2 separate regions of the Homo sapiens genome follow, and region 2 is linked to region 1. A link is a contact called in ENCODE Hi-C or POLR2A ChIA-PET data. All regions are on one chromosome and are shown on one strand. The core of a region is the stretch at or near the end of the contact, and the rest is flanking DNA. Distances in the headings are between cores, read along the strand shown.

Region 1 (5,841 bases), core at 2,131-4,630:
AGTGGCGTGATCTTGGCTCACTACCAGCTCCGCCTCCTGGGTTCACGCCATTCTCCTGCCTCAGCCTCCCAAGTAGCTGGGACTACAGGCGCCTGCCACCACGGCCGGCTAATTTTTGTATTTTTTTTTTTTTAGTAGAGACGGGGTTTCACCATGTTAGCCAGGATGGTCTCGATTTCCTGACCTCGTGATCCGCCCACCTCGGCCTCCCAAAGTGCTGGGATTACAGGCATGAGCCACTGTGCCCAGCCATCATCTTCTCATTCTTGTGACATGGTCTTTCACAGAAGAGAAATTTTTAATTTTAATGAAGTCTAGATTGTCAGTTATTTATTTCATGGATCATGCCTTTGAGTGTTGTACCGAAAAAATAATAACCATATCCAAGGTTTTCTTCTGTTATCCTCTCAGAGTGTAAGGTGTGTGTCTAGATTAATTTTTTGCATGTGGATGTCCAGTTGTTCCAGCACCATTTGTTGAAAAAATTATCTTTGCTCCATTGTACTGCCTTTGCTTCCTTCCACTATATTTATTCCTTCCACTATATTTATGTGGGTCTATTTCTGGCCTCTCCATTCTGTTCAATTGATCTATTTGTCTATCCTTTCACAAATATCACACTGCCTTCATTACTGTAGCTTTATAAGTCTCAAAGTCAGGTAGTGTCAGTCTTCTAACTTCATTCTTCTCCTTCAATTTTGCCTCTCTGTATAAACTTTTAGAATCAATTTGTTGATATCCACAAAATAACTTCTGGGATTTTGATTGGGATTGCTTTGATCTATAGATCAAGTTGGGAAGAACGGACATCTTGACAATATTGAGTCTTCCTATGCATGTACCATGGAATATATCTCCATTTAATTCTTTTTTGATTTTGTTCATCAGAGTTTTGTAGTTTTTTTCATACAGATCTTGTACATATTTTGTTAGGTTTATACAAATTTTGTGGGGTGGTAATATAAATGTGTTTTTTATTTCAAATTCCACTAATTCATTGCTGGTATATAGGTAGACAATTGAGTTTTGTATATTGACCTTATAACCTGAAACATTGATGTAATCACTTATTAGTTCCAGGAGTTTTTCTGTCAATTCTTTCAGATCTTTCCTTTCCCTTCCTTCCCCTTCCCCTCCCCACTTCCCTTTCCTTTTTCCTTTCCTGTCCTGTCCTCCTTTCTTTTTTCTTTTTTAACATCTCCCAAGGCTTCATCATTCATCTTTCAGATTTTCTACAGAGATGGTCATGTCATCTGTGAACAAAGACAGCTTGATTTCCTCCTCCCCAATCTGTATACCTTCTATTTCCTTTTCTTGTCTTATTACATTAGCTAGGACTTCCAGTACAATGTTGAAAAGAAGTGATGAGAGGGCACACCGTTGCCTTGTTCCTGATCTTAGTGAGAAAGCTTCTGGTTTCTCACTATTAAGTATGTTAGCTGTAGGTTTTGTAGGTATTCTTTATCAAGCTGACGAAGTTTACTGAGAGTTTTATCATGAGTGGGCATTGGACTTTTTTTTTTGGAGACAGGGTCTTGCCCTGTTGCCCAGGCTGGAGTGTACTGGTGTGATCATGGCTCACTGCCATCACCATCTCCTGGGCTCAAGTGATCTTCCCACCTCAGCCTCCCAAGTAGCTGGGACTATAGGCATGTGCCACCATACTTGACTAATTAAAAAAAAAACTTTTGTAGAGATGAGGTCTCACTATGTTTCCTAGGCTGGTCTTGAACTCCTGGGCTCAAGCAATCCTCCTGCCTTGGCCTTCCATAATGCTGGGATTACAGGCATGAGCTGCTGTGCCTACCCCAAACATTTCTTTACCATGACCATTTCACAGCTATACTTACCTAAGTCTAATGGTAATATTCATGCCCTGGGGTTCTTCTGGATTCATTTCCCTTCCTTGTGTATTGGGGAAAGTCACGTGCTTACCCCTTTGTTCTGAAGTAAAACAAATGCCCATTTTCTACGTTCAACTTTAAGTGGAATTATGCTGGTGCTTGGGGCTTGGGATTGGAGAGAAGAGGAGGGGATCTGCCCTTGGTGTCTTGACATCATTAACCCTTTTCCTGATGCCCTCAGCTGGCTGGAGTCTGGAGAGATTCATTTGGCCACAGTCCACTTTCTGGGAAGTTTTGTGGAAAGGACAAGTAAATATAAACAACTGAGAAATGTGATCTAGAGGGTAGGTAGGTGTGAGGAATTCTTTTTTCTTTTTTTTTTTTCCAACTTTTAAGTTCAGGGGTACATATGCAGGATTACATAGAAAAACGTGTGCCATGGTGGTTTGCTGCACAGATTATCCCATCACGTAGGTATTAAGCCCAGCATCCATTAGCTGTTCTTCCTGATGCTCTCCTTCCTCCCCCGCCACACCGTCCAACAGGCCCCAGTGTGTGTTGTTCCCCTCTGTGTGTCCATGTGTTCTCATCATTCAGTTGCCACTTATAAGTGAGAACATGTAGTGTTTGTTTTTCTGTTCTTGCATTAATTTGCTGAGGATAATGGCTTCCAGCTCCATCAATGTCCCTGCAAAGGACATGATCTCATTCCTTTTTATGACTGCATAGTATTCCATGATGTATATGTACCACATTTTCTTTATCAAGTCTATCACTGATGGGAATTTAGGTTGGTTCCATGTCTTTGCTACTGTGAATAGTGCTGCAATGAAATGAAAGATACATGTATGCATGTATCTTTATAATAGAATGATTTCTATTCTTTTGGATATATACTCAGTAATGGCATTGCTGGGTCAAATGGTATTTCTGCTTCTAGGTCTTTGAGGAATCGCCACACTGTCTTCCACAATGGTTGAACTAATTTACACTCCCACCAACAGTGTAAAAGTGTTCTTTTTTCTCTACAACCTCACCAGCATCTGTTATTTTTTGACTTCTTAATAATAGCCATTCTGACTGGTATGAGAGGTGTGGGGAATTTATTGTTTTTACAGAGGGTGGAGAAGGAAGGCCCTGGCAGAAGCTCCACCCAGAGCTCCACAGAGTTGTTAATGGTCTTAAGAACTGGGAGATAGTACGGTCATGTAGCCAACGCAGGACTGTGAACTCTGGGGATGCTCCCATCTACATTCACCACCATTCTTACCAAAATAAAACAAACACTGTAGGTACTATGCCTGCATGGTGACTATGTCTGACCCCAGACTGCTTTGTCTTAGAAAAGGAGCCCATCTCCATTCTCAAGATAGGGTCTGATCCTCACATAATGACCAGCTCACTTATGGGCTCGTGTGGTCACGATTCTCATGGTCTACAGTGCTGCAGACCAGGAAGCTGTAGCCCCAATCCCTGCTCTCCTGATTTTGGCTGGCAGTGGGCCACCTTCCTTGCCCTTTACACAGAAAGCTGCACTTCCCAGAACTGTTTTCAACAAGCTGCTTTCCTCCTCCTCAAACCTGCCTGGACTGGTCAGGGCACTCTACCAACAATGCTTTGTTTTCCCTTCCCAAACTTGGCTCTGGCTCCAATCCTATCAGGGCACTTGTACGCAACTGCCCAGGAGCGACCAGCAGGGGGAGCCAGAAAAATTTAGATTTTTCAGCTAGACAAAAGAGGTCCAGGATAAAAGTTGTTTCTCAAGGCCCAGGTAATTTTCTCCTCATTTAAGTTACAGAGAACCGGCTGGGTGTGGTGGCTCACACTTTTAATCTCAGCACTTTGGGAGGCCAAGTTGGGCAGATCACTTGAGGCCAGGAGTTTGAGACCCGCCTGGGCAACACAGTGAAACCCTGTCTCTACAAAAAATACAAAAATTAGCCAAGCATGGTGGTATGCGCCTGTAGACCCAGCTACTCCAGAGGCTGAGGTACAAAAACCACTTGAACCCTGGAGGTGGAGGTTGCAGTGAGCCGAAGTCACACCACTGCACTCCAGCCTGGGTGACAGAGCAAGACCTTGTCTCAAAAAAAATCTATATCTATATCTGCATCTGTATCTGTATCTATATCTGCATCTGTATCTGTATCTGTATCTATCTATCTACCTACCTACCTACCTACCTATCTAGAGAGAACCAACCTACCTACCTACCTACCTACCTACCTATCTAGAGAGAACCAACCTACCTACCTACCTACCTACCTACCTACCTATCTAGAGAGAACCAAGTGTATTGTTAAAACAACTGCTGATTCTGAGGTTCAGATGAGCGGAAACCCAAATGGAGTTCATCCATTTAGTCATCAACAACTTTTTTTTTTTTTTTTTTGAGACAGAGTCTCGCTCTCTCACCCAGGCTGGGGTGTAGTGGTGCGATCTTGGCACACTGCAACCTCCGCCTCCCAGGTTCAAGCAATTCTCTGCCTCAGTCTCCTGAGTAGCTGGGATTTACAGGGGCCTACCACCACGCCTGGCTAATTTTTTTTTTTTTTTTTTTTGAGATGGAGTCTCACTCTGTCACCCAGGCTGGAGTGCAGGGGCGCAATCTCGGCTCACTGCAAGCTCTGCCCCCCGGGTTCACGCCATTCTCCTGCCTCAGCCTCCCAAGCAGCTGGGACCACAGGCGCCCACCACCACGCCCAGCTAATTTTTTGTATTTTTTAGTAGAGACGGGGTTTCACTGTGTTAGCCGGGACGGTCTCGATCTCCTGACCTTGTGATCCACCCGCCTCGGCCTCCCAAAGTGCTGGGATTACAGGCGTGAGCCACCGCACCTGGCCTGATTTTTGTATTTTTAGTAGAGATGGGGTTTCACCATCTTGGCCAGGCTAGTCTTGAACTCCTGACCTCGTGATCCATCTGCCTTGGCATCAACAACTATTTATTAAGTACCTACTATGCACCAGGTTAGACACTGTATGTAGAATAATTAAGAAGACTGCTAAAGTCCCTAACTTCATACATTATAGAGATGAACTAAGAGAGCTGGTGAGTGGAGGTCCAAGTCACTTTGACTTGAGTAAAGTGAAAATGTGTGGCAGGTTCATGGGACTCTGAAATGGGAGAGACAAAAGAGAGTTTAAGGCTGGAAAACACTGTGATTCTATCAATACAAACAAAACAAAACAAAACAAAACTCTCTCTCAGAGAAAGAATACTGTACACAATAAGACTGCTAAAAGAAGTCAAAATTAGAGCACACACCCCAGTATCTAAGCGAAACAGCATCAAGAACAAGTAGAAAATGAAAACTTGAATAATATACTGACTTTGTTTCAAAATAATCTAGTGGTAAGAGGGAGTGAGTGGGGGTGGGTATGAAAGAAGACTGGGTATGTGTTGATGATTCCACAAACTGGGTGACAGGTATTTGGTGATTTATTATATTACTTTCTTTACTTTTGTGCATGTTTTTAAATTTCCATAGGGAAAGCTAATATATATCTCTTTCTCAACAACTTAGTCAATAACCACTGTAGCCAAGTTTCACACAGGACACCCTATTTGCTATGGGAGAAAACTGAGCAGATTTGCCCATGCAAAATTCCTAAAGAGTTCAGAACACACCAAAGCTGTGGATGTTTTCTCTCCCGTCCCCTTCTCTCAGATATGTTGCTAGAGCTTATGGTCCTGATCCTTTAGATAGGGGTACAATGGCTATAAGTTATTTCATAGGGGCTCCTTATCTATGTTATTCATGAGGGCAGGGACTGTGCCTATTTCATATTTGAATCCTGGAATGTAGCCAGGATTCAATAAAAATTTATTGAATGCACATCAAATATGTTATAATTATTTAAAAGGTCTGTACAGAAAATATGAGTTGGGTTATGACTCAAGGTTCTTTAAAATATATATTCACTGTACTTCTACACACCCATTAGGATGGCTATTATCAAAACATAAGAGTTGGTGAGGATGTGGAGAAATTGGA
Region 2 (6,401 bases), core at 3,142-5,641, 41 kb after region 1:
TTTATTAAAGGGCCCGTGCCGCAGAGTCAATATAAAAACACAAAGTCCCATCAGTTTAATAACAATAAAAAAATCCAAAAGTGGAAAACTGAGGGGGCAGGGGAAGAGACCCCTGGGCCAGGGGCACGAGGAGCCCTGCTCATGGAACCAGGCCTGGCCGCAGGGTCCCCCGGTATTGCTGTTGCTACGAGGTCGGGGGGTAGCGATTGTCCTATGGGAGCCACCGTTCGCCTGGGTCGGGGACCCTCACTTCTTCTGGGGTGTGCTCAGCTTCTGCATGGCCCGGATCTTGTCCAGCAGGCCAGAGATGAAGGCCTCTGTGGGTTTGTAACAGTCAACCAGCAGCTCCTTGACCCTGGAAGCCCAGGCATCGTCACTCTCCATGTCCAGGAGCTCATCCACGTCAATCTCTAGTTCTGAGATCTCCTCTTCCTGGCAGTCGTAGAGGCGCGTGAGCTGCTCCAGGATCCACTCCTCTAGGTTGAGGTGCTTCCGTAGCTCCTTGGGGTCATACTTGATGGTGACCTTCCCTTGGCGCCTCACTGGGCCCTCATCATCCGCGCAGCCCGGGCCCTCTCCTGCGGCCCCGGGGGGGGCTCTGAAAGTAGATGCGTGGTCCTTGGCCGCCACTGCCTGGCCTGGGGGCCGGGGCCGGGGCCGCCAACGCCGCGCCCCCCGCGGTGCCGCTGTCCGCCACGGCGGCCTCCGGGGCCACGTGCGCGCGTGGGGCCCCTCCTTGTGCCGCCGCCTCCGTGACGCCCGCCGGCTGGCTCAGGTTAGCTCGCCGGCTCCGCGGCGAGGGCGGCGGCGGGGGCGCCCGGGGGCAGCTGCAGCATGCGGAGCCCCCGGGCCTGGCCTGGTCGCGCCCCGCCCCCTCCCCGCCGATCCGCCCGCCCTTTGTCCCCTGCGGCCGCCGCCGGGGCTGCCGCCGCCGAAGCGCTTTCTCTATCCGGAAACCATTTTTAAATAAAGATTATGTCCCAACTGGTTATCCTGGGAGGGTGGAGTTGGGGGTGAGGAGAATGTTGAGGGATATATTGGTTAAGGGAGATTACAGAAGACGTATTTCCTGTGCTATAAACTTTGGTAATGTTTGAACTTGTTTTTAAAAGAAACATGATTTTTGATGGCAGGAAAAGAACCCCATTTTTGAGACAGAGTTTCACTCTTGTTGCCGAGGCTGGAGTGCAATGGCGTGATATCGGCTCACTGCAACCTCCGCCCCTGGGTTCAAGCAATTCTCCTGCCTCAGCCTCCCAAGTAGCTGGGGTTACAGGCACCTGCCACCATGCCTGGCTAAGTTTTGTATTTTTAGTAGAGATGGGGTTTCACCATGTTGGCCAGGCTGGTCTCGAACTCCAGACCTCAGGTGATCCACCAGCCTCAGCCTCCCAAAGTGCTGGGATTACAGGTGTGAGCCATCGCGCCCAGCCAGATTCTCGTTTTTTAACCACACACTTGAAAAGACCTAGGGTAACTTTGGTAATAATGAAATTATTACCTGAGAAGAATAAAGGTAATTTTGAAAATACTTCCTCAAAGGAGAAATTAGCTAAATGCATAAAACTGCTCACTGTAGTTAAATACCTATTGTAAAGAGAAACTGGAAAAACCTGAACATCTACATTACAATATGTTCAGACAGTCTCTCAATAGAATTTCATGTTGTCGACAAAAATGATAAACAGGAAGACTGGATAGTAAACACAAGGGAAATGCAGGGCAAAATACAGAACTATTTACTATAAAAAAAAGTATATGTGTAGATATGGACAGGGGAATATCGAAAGATGAATACACTTACTGTATTCAAATGGTTTGGGTGAATTTCCTTCTTTTAAACTTTCTTTTAATGGCTGTGTTTCTGTGTCCTATCCAGATTACTTGCTGCTATGTCTTTACCTCTCTCTTCTCCAACCTGTACATATGTGTTGTCAGATGGCTCAGGGGTTGACAGCCACATTCTTGACCTCAAGGCTTCTCTCACCCCTGTGCTTGCAGAGGGCTCAGGGGTGGCCTTAGACAGAGGCAAACGTCCCAGGACCCTGTGAGCTGGGAGAAAAAGGCAGGATACCAACCTGCTCTCAGGCTCCAGTCTGCAGCAGATGGCGGCCAGCGGGAAGAAGGCCGGGGGACAATCTGTGGGAACAAACTTCTCCCAGAAAAGCTTCACGTTGAGGCCAAAGTCCAGTGTTCGGGGAAGGCAGTCAGGATCTGCATACACCTGCCCAATGATCTGTAGGGTAAGAAGACAGCTGTTTACAAAGGACTACAGAGGCCACAGATACTTGGCAAGGGAAAGGGATGCTGGGATGTGGACAGGAAGAATGGCAGAAGAGGAGGTGGTAAAATAGGTTAGAGAGCTCTCCCCAATCCCCAATCATCTCTCCAAATCTTACTAATCCAGACCTGTATCCACTGAGAGCTGGGTTACTGAAGAGGACTAAGAAGGGGCTTCACTGCAGAAGCCAAGTGTTCCAAATCAGCATCTGCTCCTAGCTTCCACTCATCCTACCCTGCCTTGTCTGTGTCTCCTTGTGGCTGTGTGTGTGTGCCAGAGTTAAGGCTCTATGAGGTGCTGGATCTGATTCATGTCTGAAACCCTCTGGCACCAGCCCAGTGCTCTGAACAGAGGTGTTCAATTAATATTAAAGAAAACAATTTTTTAAAACAAATCTTCCTTCATGGCCAGGCACGGTAGCTCATGCCTGTAATCTCAGCACTTTGGGAGGCTGAAGCGGGTGGATCACCTGAGGTCAGGCATTTGAGACCAGCCTGGCCAATATGGCGAAACCCTGTCTCTACTGAAAATACAAAAATTAGCCAGGCGTGGTGGCGCACACCTGTAGTCCCAGCTACTTGGGAGGCTGAGGCAGGAGGATTGCTTGAACCTGGGAGGCGGAGGCTGCAGTGAGCCAAGATTGCACCTCTGCACTCCAGCCTGGGTGACAGAGTGAAACTCCATCTCAAAAACAAAAACAAAAACAAAACATTCCTTCATTATCCTAACCATCCCTTGTCTCTCCTCTCCTCTACCCCTCACAACTTTGTAGGAATTACAGAAGGCTTTGAATGTGTGTGTGTTTGAGTCGCTGAGATATGCTGTCACCTGACTAAACTCCTAAAGGTAGGAATCTTTCCAAGATTCCTCACTCTGTCCACGTGGTACCTGGCACAGGGCTGACACTTCCTAGAGTGGCTACTTCTACTTGAAGGGAACTGAGAAGGGCTACATTTGGCCCAAGAGCTAGCTAGACAGCCACATGAACAGTCTCTTGCCCTTCCTTCTGGAATTCTGAGTCTCATCTGCCCCTTATCGACCATGTGCAAGCCACTGCCCTCTTCCAAGCCTCAGTTTCCTCAACTAAAAAAAAAAAAAAAAAAACCTGGCCGGGCGAGGTAGCTCACGCCTATTAATTCCAGCACTTTTAGAGGCTGAGGCAGGCGGATCACCTGAGGTCCGGAGTTCAAGACCAGCCTGGCCAACATGGTGAAACCCTGTCTCTACTAAAAATACAAAAATTAGCCGGGCATGGTGGTGTGTGCCGGTAGTCCCAGCTACTTGGGAGGCTGAGGCAGGAGAATCACTTGAACCCAGAAGGCAGAGGTTGCAGTGAGCCCAGATTGTGCCACTGCACTCCAGCCTGGGCAACGAAGTGAGGCTCCATCTAAAACAAAAAAACCCTGCCAGTCCTTCTCTTAAGACCAATGAAACACGAACGTGGCAAAGATGTGCAGATGCGTTATAAACCATAAAACCCTACACCCATGTTGATTTTAGTCAAGCTAGTCATCCCTAGGAGGAGATGCCCCAGTTCCGAGGGAAGGCAGAGCTGCTAGGCCTGCTGCCTCGGGCATGGCCTTGGTGCCAGAGCTCACCTCACAGAGAACGATCCCAAAGGAGAAGATATCCACCGTCTCATCATAGCTCTTTCCTTGGGGAACACAGGAGAGCACACTGTTAAGTTTACATCCCTTACCTGCTCTGCACTGGGTCTAGGGTCAATCTAAGCCACAGCTAAGAACTAGGGCTAGAACAGGTTCTGTAGGGACACCCCACAGGCTGTCCTGCGCAGACACCACCTGAAAATAGTCCTTCCTCAGCTGTAGGTGAACTGCCTTGGAGAGCCCTTATAACATAACACTGCCTAGGATGAAACTGCACGTTAAAGTGGAAAAGAACCAGACTAGGGTTCATCTAGCCTCTGCCATTAGGCAGCTGTATGCTCCTAGGCAATTCACTGAACTTCTCTGGGCCTCAGACTCCAAAATGGATTGTATTCAGACCATTTCTGAGGCCTCACAACCCTGATTTCAAGAATCCCAACCAGCATCTCTGGTTGGTTTGAGCATTATCCACCAGAGGGCACCACACTTCAGTTCTCACCATGGAGAGAGAAGGCTAAAGCTGGGACAATAGCCTGAGCTCTTAGCGATCCCTGAGGCACAAATGCCACAGTCAGAACTCACCTTATCCCCCATGATGGGACACTGATCAGTTCCCAGCCCCCTGAGCTCAGGAGCTAAATCGTGAGGCCCCACCTGGCAAGGGAAAAATATCCTCAGCTCTGGGTATCCGGTCCTACGCTTCACAGGCCTCCCCTGGAATTCCCAGGGCTCTGATGCAAGGGCAGCATCTGTCCTCCCTCTGCGGGTGTCCCCTCCAGGGCTTCAGGACTCACCGTTCAGCATCTCAGGGGCCATCCAGTAGGGGTTTCCCACCACCGTGTAGCGCTTCTTGCGGTCGTTCTTGCGCAAGGTGCGTTTCTTGGTGGTGGCCTTCTCCATGGGGGCCCTTTTCCTCTCTTCCACTATGAGCCGTGACAGCCCAAAGTCTGCCACCACCACAGTCTTGTCCTGGTAGGATAAAAGACAGGTCAGGACTTCATGGGGATGTTCTCAAACCTGGCCCTGGGGAGGAAGCATAGGCAAGAGAAGCCACTGAGAAGGGGAGAAAAGGTGTATAGCAAGGGAGAATCAGAGCAGAAAGCTCTATCAAATAGACACACTCAGGCCAGGCACGGTGGCTTCCACCTGTAATCCCAGAACTTTGGGAGGCCAAGGCGGGTGAATCACCTGAGGTCAGGAGTTCAAGACCAGCCTGGCCAACATGGCAAAACCCCGTCTCTACTAAAAATACAAAAAAAAAAAAAAAAAAATTAGCTGGGCGTGGTGGCACACGCCTGTAGTCCTAGCTACTTGGGAGGCTGAAGCAGAAGAATCACTAGAACCCGGGAGGTAGAGGCTGCAGTAAGCCAAGATTGCACCACTGCACTCCAGCCTGGGAAACAGAATGAGACTCCATCTAAAAAACAAAACAAAACAAAACAAAAAAACAGACACACTTGGCATTTGTGTTTCTGAGGGTCTGGTATCTGTGCACAGCAGACTCCCAGCCCACAGTGGGTTCATGGCAGAGCCACTGGAGCCCTGGAGGTGAGGCTCAGGGACTTGGAGAGTGGAACTCAGAGGTGGGACAGGGGGTTGCTTTTGTTTTTCCCTGTCCTGTCTTATTCCTAAAATGATTTCAGGCAGTGGCTAGAACCAGGATAAGACAGAAAAAGGCAAGGTGGAGGCAGTAGATGGGGAGACTTGGGGGAGACAAGCTCTTTGAATAGCTACAGGGCAGTCATGTGGGAAAGGAATGAAGATTGCGTGGTGTGGGTCTAGAGGGCAGAGCCAGGGCCAGCCGGTAGACACCCAGGAAGCCAGATAGCAAGTCAGTAAGACAAACAACATTGTAACCACCACAGCTGAGGGGCAGTGGGAGGAATGCTGGTCTCAAACTGGTCCCTGTAAATTTACTAGCTCGGTGGCCTCAGGCTGAGGCTTCAGGTGCCACCACTGTAAAATGGGGTCAGCAATGAACTGTTTTACAAGACTACTATGGGGCAAAAGCAGGTAAAATGACAGGGTTTTCTACATATAGTCAACAAACTTCTGAAGTCCCTTCTAATCAAATTATTTCAAAGGTTGCTAATGAGAGAAGGTGAAATTATGTCTGTGTGTGTCTCGGAGCTCCCAGAGGACAGAGAAGGGCATTGGAAGAAGCAGGAAGGGAAAGATAGGAGCTCCTAGGCAACACCTCTGCCCTCTAGCCAGAGGGGACAAGTCAGCCTCCTTTGTGACAAGGAAGCCAGGAAGGATAGGACCCTGGAGGCCAGGCCCAGAGCAGTGGGACATACCAACTTGATGAGGCAGTTGTGCGAGTTCAGATCCCGGTGGATGATGCACATAGAGTGCAAATAGGCCTGGAACAGAAGCATGAGCTGAGGCTACAGGGCCAGCAAATCAACTAGACCCTGAATCTGGAATTGGGCGCCATAGATGCTCTCCTACCAGGCCATGCCCACCCAGCTTCAGAACCCAACCTGGACAACAGGGCCAGGGCCTCCTATGGC

The links. Hi-C counts contacts between places; a loop is a spot of excess contacts on that map. ChIA-PET counts read pairs that join two places held with the same protein, here RNA polymerase II (POLR2A). Pooled maps may share reads with other maps.
Region 2: a map of CD8-positive, alpha-beta T cell shows a loop between it and region 1 (7-fold over the local background). The contact joins two enhancer-like sites. A Hi-C loop is called at or near these places in 6 of 168 maps with a recorded cell type or tissue (CD4-positive, alpha-beta T cell, CD4-positive, alpha-beta memory T cell, CD8-positive, alpha-beta T cell and 1 more) and 16 of 50 pooled maps. POLR2A ChIA-PET finds 5 or more read pairs at or near these places in 23 of 52 experiments (CD4-positive, alpha-beta T cell, CD4-positive, alpha-beta memory T cell, CD8-positive, alpha-beta T cell and 18 more).

The regions. Positions count from the first base shown.
Region 1 is chr22:31,311,155-31,316,995 of GRCh38, reverse strand. No RefSeq gene overlaps it. Among named protein-coding and RNA genes, the nearest start is that of PIK3IP1-DT, 21 kb to the left of the region's middle. Within about 2 kb of position 3,380, at least 17 of the 41 ENCODE cell types and tissues checked have a DNase peak (open chromatin) inside an H3K27ac peak, as active enhancers do.
Region 2 is chr22:31,270,986-31,277,386 of GRCh38, reverse strand. LIMK2 (LIM domain kinase 2) reads right to left here. Exons shown (of 16, transcript NM_005569.4): 12 at 6,186-6,251; 13 at 4,683-4,857; 14 at 3,880-3,935; 15 at 2,079-2,236. It also overlaps the pseudogene PPP1R14BP1. Among named protein-coding and RNA genes, the nearest start is that of PIK3IP1, 18 kb to the left of the region's middle. RefSeq lists an enhancer at 599-1,179. Within about 2 kb of position 4,391, at least 9 of the 41 ENCODE cell types and tissues checked have a DNase peak (open chromatin) inside an H3K27ac peak, as active enhancers do.